Linked DNA regions of Homo sapiens: region 1 is linked to region 2. A link is a contact called in ENCODE Hi-C or POLR2A ChIA-PET data. All regions are on one chromosome and are shown on one strand. The core of a region is the stretch at or near the end of the contact, and the rest is flanking DNA. Distances in the headings are between cores, read along the strand shown.

Evidence for each region. Hi-C counts contacts between places; a loop is a spot of excess contacts on that map. ChIA-PET counts read pairs that join two places held with the same protein, here RNA polymerase II (POLR2A). Pooled maps may share reads with other maps.
Region 1: a loop to region 2 is called in a map of Calu3, with 5 times the contacts of the local background. The contact joins two enhancer-like sites. A Hi-C loop is called at or near these places in 1 of 168 maps with a recorded cell type or tissue (Calu3) and 2 of 50 pooled maps. POLR2A ChIA-PET finds 5 or more read pairs at or near these places in 3 of 52 experiments (AG04449, OCI-LY7 and PC-9).

Annotation. Positions count from the first base shown.
Region 1 is chr1:218,820,649-218,827,058 of GRCh38, forward strand. No RefSeq gene overlaps it. Among named protein-coding and RNA genes, the nearest start is that of LINC01710, 95 kb to the right of the region's middle. Within about 2 kb of position 2,868, at least 2 of the 41 ENCODE cell types and tissues checked have a DNase peak (open chromatin) inside an H3K27ac peak, as active enhancers do.
Region 2 is chr1:218,701,163-218,707,462 of GRCh38, forward strand. The region is part of intron 3 of LOC105372924 (a long non-coding RNA gene); the gene reads right to left. Among named protein-coding and RNA genes, the nearest start is that of LINC02869, 190 kb to the left of the region's middle. Within about 2 kb of position 4,874, at least 9 of the 41 ENCODE cell types and tissues checked have a DNase peak (open chromatin) inside an H3K27ac peak, as active enhancers do.

The DNA.
Region 1 (6,410 bases), core at 1,618-4,117, 120 kb after region 2:
GAAGAGAGGAAATCAAATTGTCTCTGTTTGCAGATGACATGATTGTATATTTCGAAAACCCCATCGTCTTAGCCCAAAAACTCCTTAAGCTGGTAAACAACTTCAGCAAAGTCTCAGGCTACACAATTCATGTGCAAAAATCACAAGCATTCTTATACACCAATAATAGACAAGGAGAGAGCCAAATCATGAGTGAACTCCCATTCACAATTGCTACGAAGAAAATAAAGTACCTAGGAATACAAGTTAAAAGGAACATGAAGGACCTCTTCAAGGAGAACTACAAATCACTGCTCAAGGAAATAAGAGAGGACACAAATATTAGATGGATCAATGAGACAGAAAATTAACAATGATATCTAGGACTTGAACTCAGTTCTGGACCAAGCAGACCTAATAGACATCTACAGAACTCTCCACTCCAAATCAACAGAATATACATTCTTCTCAGCACCACATTGCACTTATTCTAAAATTGACCACATAATTGAAAGTAAAATACTCCTCAGCAAATGCAAAAGAACAAAAATCACAATGAACTGTCTCTCAGACCACAATGCAATCAAATTAGAACTCAGGATTAAGAAACTCACTCAAAACCACACAACTACATGGAAACTGAACAACTTGCTCCTGAATGACTACTGGGTAAATAACGAAATGAAGGCAGAAATAAAGATGTTCTTTGAAACAAATGAGAACAAAGACACAACGTACCAGAATCTGTGGGGCACATTTAAAGCAGTGTGTAGAGGGAAATTTATAGCACTAAATGCCCATAAGAGAAAGCAGGAAAGATCTAAAATCAACACCCTAACTATACAATTAAAAAAACTAGAGAAGCAAGAGCAAACAAATTCAAAAGCTAGCAGAAGACAAGAAATAACTAAGATCAGAGCAGAACTAAAGGAGATAGAGTCACAAAAAACCCATTAGGAAATCAATGAATCCAGGAGCTGGTTTTTTGAAGAGATCAGCAAAATAGATGGACCCATAGACAGACTAATAAAGAAGAAAAGAGAGAAGAATCAAATAGACACAATAAAAAATGATAAAGGGGATATCACCACCGATCCCACAGAAATACAAACTATCGTTAGAGAATACTATAAACACCTCTACGCAAATAAACTAGAAAATCTAGAAGAAATGGATAAATTCCTGGACACATACACTCTCCCAAGACTAAACCAGGAAGAAGTCGAATCTCTGAATAGACCAATAACAGGTTCTGAAATTAAGGCAATAATTAATAGTCTGCCAACCAAAAAATGCCTAGAACCGGATGGATTCGCAGCTGAATTCTACCAGAGGTACAAAGAGGAGCTGGTACCATTCGTTCTGAAACTATTCCAGTCAATAGAAAGAGAGGGAATCCTCCCTAACTCATTTTATGAGGCCAGCATTAGCCTGATATCAAAATCTGTCAGAGACACAACAAAAAAAGAAAATTTGAGGCCAATATTTCTGATGAACATAGACACAAAAATCCTCAATAAAATACTGGCAAACCGAATCCAGCAGCACATCAAAAAGTTTATCCACCATGATCAAATCGGCTTCATCCTTGGGATGCAAAGCTGATTCAACATACACAAATCAATAAACGTGGTCCATCACATAAACAGAACCAATGACAAAAACCACATGAAGATGCAGAAAAGGCCTTCGATAAAATTCAACACTCCTTCATGCTAAACACACTCAATAAACTAGGTATTAATGGAACATATCTCAAAATAATAAGAGGTATTTATGACAAACCCACAGCCAATATCATACAAAACGGGCAAAAACTGGAAGCATTCCCTTTGAAAACTGGCATAAGACAAGGATGCCCTCTCTCACCACTCCCATTCAACATAGTATTGGAAGTTCTGGCCAGGGCAATCAGGCAAGAGAAAGAAATAAGGGCATTCAATTAGGAAAAGAGGAACTCAAATTTTCTCTGTTTGCAGATGACATGTTGTATATTTAGAAAACCCCAACTTCTCAGCCTAAAATCTCCTTAAGCTGATAAGCAACTTCAGCAAAGTCTCAGGATACAAAATCAATGTGCAAAAATCACAAGCATTCCTATACACCAATAACAGACAAACAGAGAGCCAAATCATGAGTGAGCTCCCATTCACAATTACTACAAAGAGAATAAAATACTTACGAATCCAACTTACAAGGGATGTGACGGACCTCTTCAAGGAGAACTACAAACCATTGCTCAAGGAAATAAAAGAGGACACAAACAAATGGAAAAACATTCCCTGCTCACGGATAGGAGAATCAATATCACGAAAATGGCCTTACTGCCCAAAGTAATTTATAGATTCAATGCTATCCCCATCAGGCTAATAAGTGAGAAAATAGATGTTCACCCAAACCAAGTAAAAAAAAATTCATAAATATCTATGTAACATGATTTAACTGATAATTCCTAAATAACTATTATAAAAGAATTACTCTAGTAGAATAGGGTTCTGAAAATGGGAAAAGTATGGAGGTGACTTTCAGTCCATTTTATAAATTCTAGCTTATAGGAAATTCATATATTACAAAGGAAAAATCTTAGAACAAATAGAATAAGTTGATTTGTGCTGTTCTTAGTATTGGCTTAGCAACTTCCACAGTTAGGCAAAATCATCACATCATGATAAAAGAATGCAAAAATCCTGTGTCTATATAAGAAATGTGACCTGCATTGCATAGTAGAAGAACCTCAGGCTTAGCCACATTGATGTGGTTTAAGTTAATATCTAACTTAGCTAGTTCCTTTCTTCCTTTAGTTCATTGCAAAGCTTTTTCTGTATCAAGTAGCATTCTCTCTCTCTCTCTCTGTTTCTCAGTAAAGCAATCCAAAAATACCATTCTTAGCTTTTGAGTAAGTCCTCAGTCATCTATGGAAGCTAGAGTTCAAAGCTTTGAAACACTGTTGTGCAATTCCCTTTTTATTCCCCTAATATAGTATAGCACTTAAAAAACTTTCTCTCCGTCCTAATCATTGTCATCATAAATTAAAAGATCATAATCAGTGTAGAGTAGCTGTTCCTCTACTGGATGGAAAACTCTTGGCACTTACACGTCCCTTAATTAGAGAATGGAAGCCATGATGATTCAGCCAATACTCACTGTTCTCTTGGGTAGAGAGTAGAGAGAGGCTCAGTTACAGCTCTTTGAAGATTAAGGTAAGAAGAACACAGGTTTTGGCGTCAGACTAGCAAGAGTGCCAGACGACTCTAGACCACCTATGAGCTGTGCCCTATATTTGTTTGCTAGGGCTGCTGTAACAATGCACCACAAACTGAGTGGCCTAAACAATAGACATCTACTTTCTCACAGTCCTGGAAGCTAAAAGTCCAAGATCAAGGTGTTGGCAGGATGGCTTTCTTCTGAGGGCCTCTTTCCTTGGCTTAGATGGCTATCTTCTCCCTGTGTCTTCAGATGGTCGTTTCTCTGTAACTGCTTGTGCGCCTAGATTTCTTCTTACAAGGACATCAATCATATTGGACAAGGGCTAGTCTTCATGATCTAATTTTATCTAAATTATGTGTTTATAGACCCTGTTTTCAAATATAGTCACATTCTGACATATTAGGGGTTAGAATTTCAACATATGCATCTTGGGTGGACATAATTCAGTGCATCAAATGTGCCCTCATCCAAATTCCTTAGAATTCTGGGGCTTGTTTATTTGGAATGTGTGACATGGTCAATTGTGAAGAATTGTGGATGTTGACCATCAGGTGAAGACCATGCTTCACATACCCAAGGTAGGGGTCATTGTCCCAATATAAGCATATTCATGTCAATCTCTACTTTTCACCATTAAAGTTGTTGCTTTTTAAATAATAACAATGGGTTTACCTGATGTATTCAAAGTATACATTTTTTAAAAATCTGTGTTTCCTAGAGTAATTGCCAAACCTAGCATACTACAAATAAAAGGATATTTATCTAGGTTGAATCTATAAAGACTTGGGATTTATTTAGAATTTACATACTTGGAGATTACTGCATATTAAGATGGCATAGCATCATATATATCCCTATATAATCATATTTATTGATTATTTTTATTTCTTCTTTTCTCCCAACTTTCACATCAAAATAATCACCAGGTTCATGATTATTTTGTGAATGTTTGTGTCCCCCCCCCAATTCATATGTTGAAACCTAACCCCAAGGCAATAATATTAAACAGTGGGGCCTTTGGGAGGTGTTTAGGTCATGAGGGTTCTATCCCAATGAATGGGTTTAGTGCCCTTATAAAAGGGGCCTGAGGAAGCTTGTTTGCCCCTCCTGTCATGTGAGTACACAGCTAGAAGGCAGTATCTATGAATAATAGGTCCTCACCAGACACTGGATCTGCAGGTGCATTGACCTTGGACTTCCAAGCTTCTACAAATACAAGAAATAAATGTGTGCTGTTTGTAAATGACCCCGTCTAAAGTATTTTGTTGTAGCTGCCATAATGGACAAAGACAGTCCACCAGCATCTGTTTGCTACATATGTTTCTCTCCCCATCTTTCCTGCCCTCATCATAGTTCAAGTCCTCAGCTTTTTTTTGGTGGCTGGGGTATGGGTTCTGTACCATTTTAACAGCCTTCTCATTGTTTTTTTTCTCCTTCTAGTCCTGCCATGTCATATCCATAAATACTGTGGTCAAGCTAATGTATCAAACTGCAAATTAGATTACATCTCTAACTCATAATCTATCAATTGTGTGATATTGTATATAGCAGTCTACCTGAAATAATAGTTATATTGGGACAGAAACTGCAGATAACAGTCACATGTGTGACATAGTCCAAGTAATAACTAATGCTATCAGAGGCTGTTCCATAGATAAAATTGACTTGATTGCTCCAACCATTATATACTTTTCTCTCCCATTTGTACGTGATCAGTCTATGCCAGCACCGATTTAGAAAATCAGATCTGAACTCCTTTTCACGACATTCAACACTAGTGATTGAGAAACCCCCAGCCAGACCTGGGCCTGCCCTCCAGTGATTTGGAAGTCCCCAGAGTTCCCCTTGTTGTCAGTTAGAACTCCATTCCTCTCCTTGTTGCTTGAAGTTTTCCATGAACAGATACCTGCCTTCCGGTCTTGCCATCACATTTCGATGGTACGTTTTATGCCATAATCACATCAAGCTCTCATGATTTGTTTGCCTGTTAGTCTCACTCCTAGCCTAAAAGCACCTCCATAGTATTTTCTTCAACTTTATTTCTCTGGTGCACTTAGAAATGTCAAAGCAATAACCACTTGAGATGAAAAAAATATCAGAAGGTATAGAAGTGACAGACACTTTCTGCACCTAAATATTTTTAATCTTCATCATGTTTATGGATATCTTCATGAAGAAATTAGGATAAGGGAAGAAAAGAAAGAAATGAAGGAATAAGTATGGGAACAAAACAATGAAAAAGAGTATGAGAAAGGGTGAATTCATCCTGATTTTGTATACCCTATCCCAGGATTCACCCACCCAATAATCACCAGACCTGTGCACACAACAAGGGTGGTCCAGCCATCCCAACTCTGCTGACTACAAGCAGGCTGATCTTGCTGCCTTCATGCTGTGTTCCTCCTCTCTTGCTCTTTTTGAGAACATGCCCAGCTCCTGATCCCTTGTCTTCATCTTCCCTTCCTGTTTTTGTTCCAATTTTGAATCTTTCTCAGTCATTGAGAACCATTTCTGCTGTGGCAGCTTGGCCATCACTCCAGACGAAACTTTGACAGAAAAGAAAAAGATTAAAAAAGTCAAGGAAGAAGAAATGAGAAAGCAAGGAAAAAATGAGGGAAAAGAAGAGAAGAAAGAAAAAGAAGAGAAGAAAGAAAAAGAAGAGAAGAAAAAGACAAGGAAGAGAGAAGGAGTCAAAGCATTTCATGGAGTTAATTTATCATTTTTCTCTCCACGATCTTTTATTTCTATTTGGATTATTCACTTGACTCTCATTTAGCATAAAGGCAGAAAATGTTTTCCTTAAATGTCCCATAAGAGTGGCTTGGATTTTTCACTCCATAGAGAAATCACAAAATTTTGACTCAATTGAATGTAACTAAAATTGTTCCAAAGAAGAATTATTATTAAAAAGCTCTTGGCTGTGAAAATGAGAGTAACTTTAGTCTGGAAAAGGATTTTTTGGAAAAAAAAAAAAAAACACACCCTCCTACTGCCTCTGAACTAAAGGGACACAAAAACCATGATAATAAAACAGGCCCATTCAACTTTCCATGGAAAGCTGTGACCCAAACACTTAACAAAGAAGGACAGTCTTGAATTAGCAGTAATGCTGGTGTTTTTTATACACACACACAAGAATGACTTTAAGGATACTTTTGTCAATCTTTTAGTCCTGATGAGCAAAGTTCATATTTTCTTTTAAAATTTTTAGGCTCAGGGGTACA
Region 2 (6,300 bases), core at 3,624-6,123:
ATGTAATGTTTTTAAGCTACTTGATCTCAGGTAAGGTTTGAGGAATGAGGAGGAGGAGAAAGAAAGAAAAAATAGTAGATAAAGAAGAGACACAGAGAGAAAACCTTCATACTGATGACATCATGGCTGTGTTTTAAAACTGAGCCTTAAGTCTGTCGGAGTCATTTCTGTTCTATTTCAACAGGCAGAAATGTGCTGAGCTCTTGGGGTCGTTGACTAACAGGTCTACCAGATGGATCCTGAGTTTGGCTGCAGGAGCAGAGCATTCCATCGCAGGCTTTAAGATGCAACAATGCATTATTAAACCTGTTTGTAACAAAATGTGCAAGATGACATCATGTCCCTCAACAAAAATGTGTGCCTTGCTGTGTGGGAACAGTGAACCCCAGGATATAGAAAGTCAGGCAGAAATTATAGTACCTTATAAATAACTGCTCATCCACCCATTATACTTTTCTCTCTCCTCCCAAATCCAAAGTGTTCTTTAAGAGAGGAAGAAAAATATTCTATGCAATTCTACATCAAAAAGTTGTAACCAAGAAATGATAAATAAGCATCTGCAATGAAAGAAAAATGGATATAGCCTTAGGAGAATGATTTTTAGTCTGAAATCTCAGTCATAGTCTGCCAGGAAATAAAAGCCATTGAATATTTAGAACAAGAGGACTTTAATGCAGGGAATTGGCTACACTGGTGATAGAAGAGCTAGGAAGCCTAATGGGACAATGAAAGAACTCAGAAATTAGCAGTGGCAGGAAGACGCTGCCACCTCTGAGCTGGACACATGAAGTGTGGGAAGCCTACTAGGCGAGAGGGAGAGATGCAGCTGCTGCCCAAAGATGTCATGAGAGGCAGGAAGAGAAGTGGCCTGGCCTTCCCTCCATTTCTTGTACCCTCCAAACTCCTACCAGTGTTTCTTTCTCATAGGATGAGTCCAGGGAAAAGCCAGTGATGTAGGAGCCTGGGAAACCCGGCTCTGCAAAGCAAAGCAAAGCAAAGCAAAGCAAAGCAAAGCAAAGCAAAGCAAAGCAAAGCAAAGCAAAGCAAAGCAAAGCAGGGGAGGGTGAGAAATGGATTTGAAGACAAACAGGTCCAGAACCAGCACATCCAGAAAGATCAATGCTGCCATAAAGGGGAGAGGATCAGTGTCTACGAAATCATCACTGATCTGAACACAATGAAGAGATTATTATTCATCAGATCTAGAATTAGATGTGGAAGAATTAGGAGCAAACTTTAAAAGTGAACAGCATAGAGTGCAACCACCTCTATCACCCTTACAGCCAGAACATTGGATTGGAGTCTTGCAATGGACCCGCCTAGTATATCTCACTGCCTTTCAGTTATTATGCACTGATAAAATGAGACATGGACAACATTAATGGAAAACATTATTTTGGCAGGAAAAACTAAAATTTGAATTTCATAGATGTCTTTGTTGTTGATGTTGTTATTGCTAATAATAATGATATCCAGTACTCATACATGTATTTATAACTCAATAATTCACTGCTAGCAATCATGCTGTTTTCATGGGTCAATCCTGTTCCCAGACATTCCTACTGTAAGACTGAAGTAATTTCTTTAAAAGTGATATTCAACAGTTGACTGTTGAAGCAATGTTTTCTTATTAACTAACATGTAATTAGTTCATTAAAAAATACCTCAACTGAATAGCACGTAACTTAATACAATCTACCAAAGTGGAGAAATCCACAGTTTCTCACAAATGGCAGCAAAATTACAGTGCAGGGAAACTGGAAATGAGAAGATGCCAGCTGGCAGGACACTAAGTGCTTCAGATTACTGTGTGTTTATGACTTCTGTGTTCTAGAAAAAAAATTAATTAGATTATGCTATTTGAGAATCTTGGAATGCCATGGCTCTGGGCCAGGCTTATCAGAACCACACATTTGAAGTTTAATTAAGCTGTTTTAAATTTCACCATTATTTCTGAGTTTTGAAAAAGCAATAAATGTAGGAACTAATAAATAACTGTAGAAGAATGCTGAGATTCCCTCAGATGGCAGCCTTCAGTATAAAATTATGGACTGTTTCAAAGTCTACTATACATTCATGTTATTGAACGTAAACATGATATGAAGCAGTACTCTTTGTTCAAGAGGTTTTGGAAAATAAATGGATGCAATATAGGGGCTGTAATGGTAGAAACTTATTATGTTGTTTTGAAAAGTCAAGTCATTGTTCAATAACATGTCTATATCTCAGGCTGGGGTCAAACTGGGGAAAGGCACATGAATTCCAGCATAGAGAGAGGCAAGCAAGGGAGATTTGCTTCTTGTTCACTTTGATGAGGGAATCTTACTGTCTGAATTTTTAGCTAGCTAGTTTACACAGGAGGAAAATAGCTCAAGTCATAATACAAGTGGGCTTAAATTTGTTTAATTAATTTTTTATTATTTATTTTTTAATGGCAGTAAAATATACATTACGTAAAATTTACCATTCTAGCCATTTTTAAGTGCACAGTTCAGTGGCAGTAAGTACCTTCATGTTATTCAACCATCAAGCACCATCCACTCCAGAATTTGGCTTAAAGCTATTTTGCTAATTGCTTTCCAAAACAAAAAAACCTTTAAAAATTTTCCTAGGAATAGTTGGTCAAGGTCTGAAAATATGGAAGACACTACATCTGCGTCTATACATGCGGGAGCCAGTATGATCCTGCCTCATGGCCCTGCAATTGAAGTATCTAAGGGGTTTGACAGTATACTTAGAAAAAATGGGTTGTGACTAAATAACAGTTTTCAATCAGACTTACGGAAGGAGAATATTAACCCCTTTTGAGAAAATAAACAAATTTGGCAAAACAAACACTGATATGACTAACTGCTTTGGTTAAATAATTTTATTCATTCATTCAAAATACCTAGTGAGCCCTTATTTATTCTAGATATTGTTCTAGGCATTGGGGAATTTGTGGTGAACAAATATACTAAGTCATCACTTCCAAAGATGTTATAGTCCAGTAGGAAAGACAATGTACCGATAAATATACCACAGATGGTGATAAATGCTACGATGCAAAACAAGTATGGATAAGAAAAGTAAAATCAAATTTCAATCTTTCTTTCCTAATTCTTCCCATTTATAATATTTTAGAGACAAAAACAGAATACCTTCTTAGAATGGAAACCCCATTGTCAAAAAAGACTCTGGTACATGAGGTGATAGGCTAAGGAGATGAGGCTGAGCAGGTCAGAATATGAAAGCCTTGTGTTGCTTTGCTCTCCTCTCTCTGTTTCTCAGTTTTTTCAGCATCTTGATTCTTTTTACTCTTCTTCCTTCATTTCACTGAAAAAGCAGGTAACTAAGGATATATATCTACTCATTTCTCCAGCAAATATGAATTAGAAATCTGCCATTATGGAACACTGTGCCAGCTGCTGCAGGGAGTCAGGAATGCATAGGGCACAGATGATCTCCTCAGAATGCATTGGCGTTTATTAGGTTGGTGCAAAAGTCATTGCAGTTTTGCCACTACTTTTAATGCAAAAGCTGCAATTACTTTTGCAGCAATCTATTAGATATGTAGTTGCAGAAGGAGGCAATCAATGCTATGTGTCCCATGAACAGCAGAGATGACACATGCTTTGAGGCTTTCAGGAGATACCAAGACAACTTCTATTAAGGAAATCTTAGAATAATTCATAGAAAAGGTAACTGTAGAGATGGAGTTTGTTGGATGAGCAGCACAGAATTATGAAAGAAGAGAGGTTCTCAATAGGGAAAATGTGACCAATATGTCCACTGTGCAGAAAAGTAGAGGGGGAGAAAGACTGAACAAGGTTTGATCACAAGTGAGTACATTTGAGAGAGTATCTGTGTGTGTGTGTGTGAGAGCGGGGGAAACTGGCAGAAAATTAAAATTTAGGACGTCAACTGTTTTATCTAAATAATACCACCTCACATACTTGGCTGACTTTACCATGGAATTAAGCTCATGTATTCATTCATTCAATAGATATTAATGGATTGCCTATTGGGCCGGTACTAGGGATACAATAGTGAACAAAACAGAAAAATTTCCAAGTTCTAAATCCATAGAGCAAGCTAGAAACTCCTGAGCAGGAGCTGATGCTCCAGTCCACAGGTAGAACTTCTTCAGAGAGACCTCAGTGCTGTTCTTAAGGCCTTTCAACTAATTGGATCATTTCCACCCAGAAAATCTAGGATAATTTCATTCACATAAAGTCAACTTGAGTGTAGATGACTACCAAATACATTTACAGCATCATATCTACCATATAGCTTTATAGCATCACCTCGATTAGTGTCTGCCTGAATAACTGGGTACCATAGCCTGGCCAAGTTGACACCTAAAACTGACCGTCACAGATGACTCACCAATTTTTACCCAGTAACAAACTGACTGGCTTTGTGTGGACTATGACACCTCTTTCCTCTACCTTCTGTTTTTTTAACTGGCTCTTTTGAATTATGTAGATGGCTTCAGACTTGGATTTCCTGTCTGGCAGGCTATAGTCAGGTTCCAAATGACAAAATATTAATTAGGAGGACTGTGCATGATCTTGTTTACAAATTCATTAGCACTGGGAGCTTGGCTTTGGCAGTTGTTTGTCCTGATGCCATGGGGGTACATTTCAGCCCCCAAATAGCACCATCTGGATCTCATGTCCAACTTTGTGGCCATTCTAATCTTCATCTCTTTAATATAAGAAGAGTGGTGCTGCTCGCACTGCTGCCCATAATTCAATATTAAAATACTCCTTTAAGAACAAAATAGTGCCTGTGTGACTTGGTGTGTGTCATGGGGAAATTCTAGGGAGGAGAAATAACTGCTATCCACTTCATCCTATTGACCCCAGTGAACTCTGTTCAATAAATATTTGCAGAGTGACTGAATGCCAAAGCATGTCTTGAGTTTATGCAACTTGGTGACATTTCCACCGCTAAAACTGTTACTACAAACTTTATCTTGGAGAACTCATGATAGGTGGTGAAGTTGCTCCGAACCTAGGAAGCTGCTATTGGCCAAATTATGTGCTGTTGGAGAGAAACATTTCCTGTGTATTCAAAAAAAGTGGAGGCTTGGCATGACTAATATGGTAAGAATGTTCTCATCTTCTCCAGGAGAAGAATGGAGTCAGGTAGAGCTTTGCAACAATCCGTGGTCACAAACCTCAGTAGACACCCAGGTCATTAACTAACCACATGCATGTGGCACATGGAATGGAACATCCCAGAGCTCTGAAACCACAGGCATCTCTCTGCTGGATTAAAGGAAGCAATTTCACAGGCCCAGACAGAAAAGGGATGTGGTGATTTTTCAAACGATTCTGATTTATAGTCAATAAGGTGCAAGGTTATGATACACAGAGTAAATGAATCGTTTACACTCCTCCTCATCACTCCCTTCCAGAAGCTCTGGCTTCTGCTGGTTTCTAGGAAGATACCAAGAGTGTCACCTTTATGAGCACCATGCCTGGTCTTTGTATCTGTCATCCAGCCTCCCATCTGTGAAGTGATTCTTCAGAAACCCCTGACTTTGGTTACTAGCCAAGCCAGGGTGTGATATTTTTTCCTGTTTAATTAACAACAACAAAAAAAGGCTTGCGCATTTACTTTTGCCAGCTATCTGAAAGTTCAAAAGGTAAAGAACATTTCCGTCCACAAATAAGCCATGGAATGTATTTGGAAATTGAGTTTTCATCAGTAGTTGCTGTTTTGAGCCACTTATTCCACTGCTGAGGAAAGTGAAATGGGAGTTCTTTCCTGAAAGGGGGGGAAAAAAACCCAGAAACTTTGTATTTAGAATTTCACATCTATGGTAGAGGCTCTAGGAATTTGAGGTCATCTTTCTGACACTGATTTAGGCTAGTACACCCTCAGATGGGAGGTATTTATTATACCCATTGGTACAATGAAAGTTCAAATTTATACTGAAAGAAAATAATAAGATAAAGGCATGGCCATTTTGAGACCTTCTGATGATAGGCCATGATGGTACTTCATAAACCAACCTATCCTTAGCAAAAGACTCGTTTCATAAATTGCATTTTTAATTTATAATGATGCAAAGCTGAATGCCATATTTGCCGTGTAGGGCTACCCATTACAGACCAGGCATCCTGTCCATGGAACTTGGTAGAAAACCCCCAAAGTATCCCCTTTCATGCTGATCCAAGAGTCCAGATGCCACATTTTGTGCCACTTTATGAAGGAAGTGACATTTGAATTGAAGGCTGAAATGCAAGGAGGATTTAAATGACAGGGAAGGATGTAATTTAAGTGTCTGTCATCTGTCTGATCTCATCT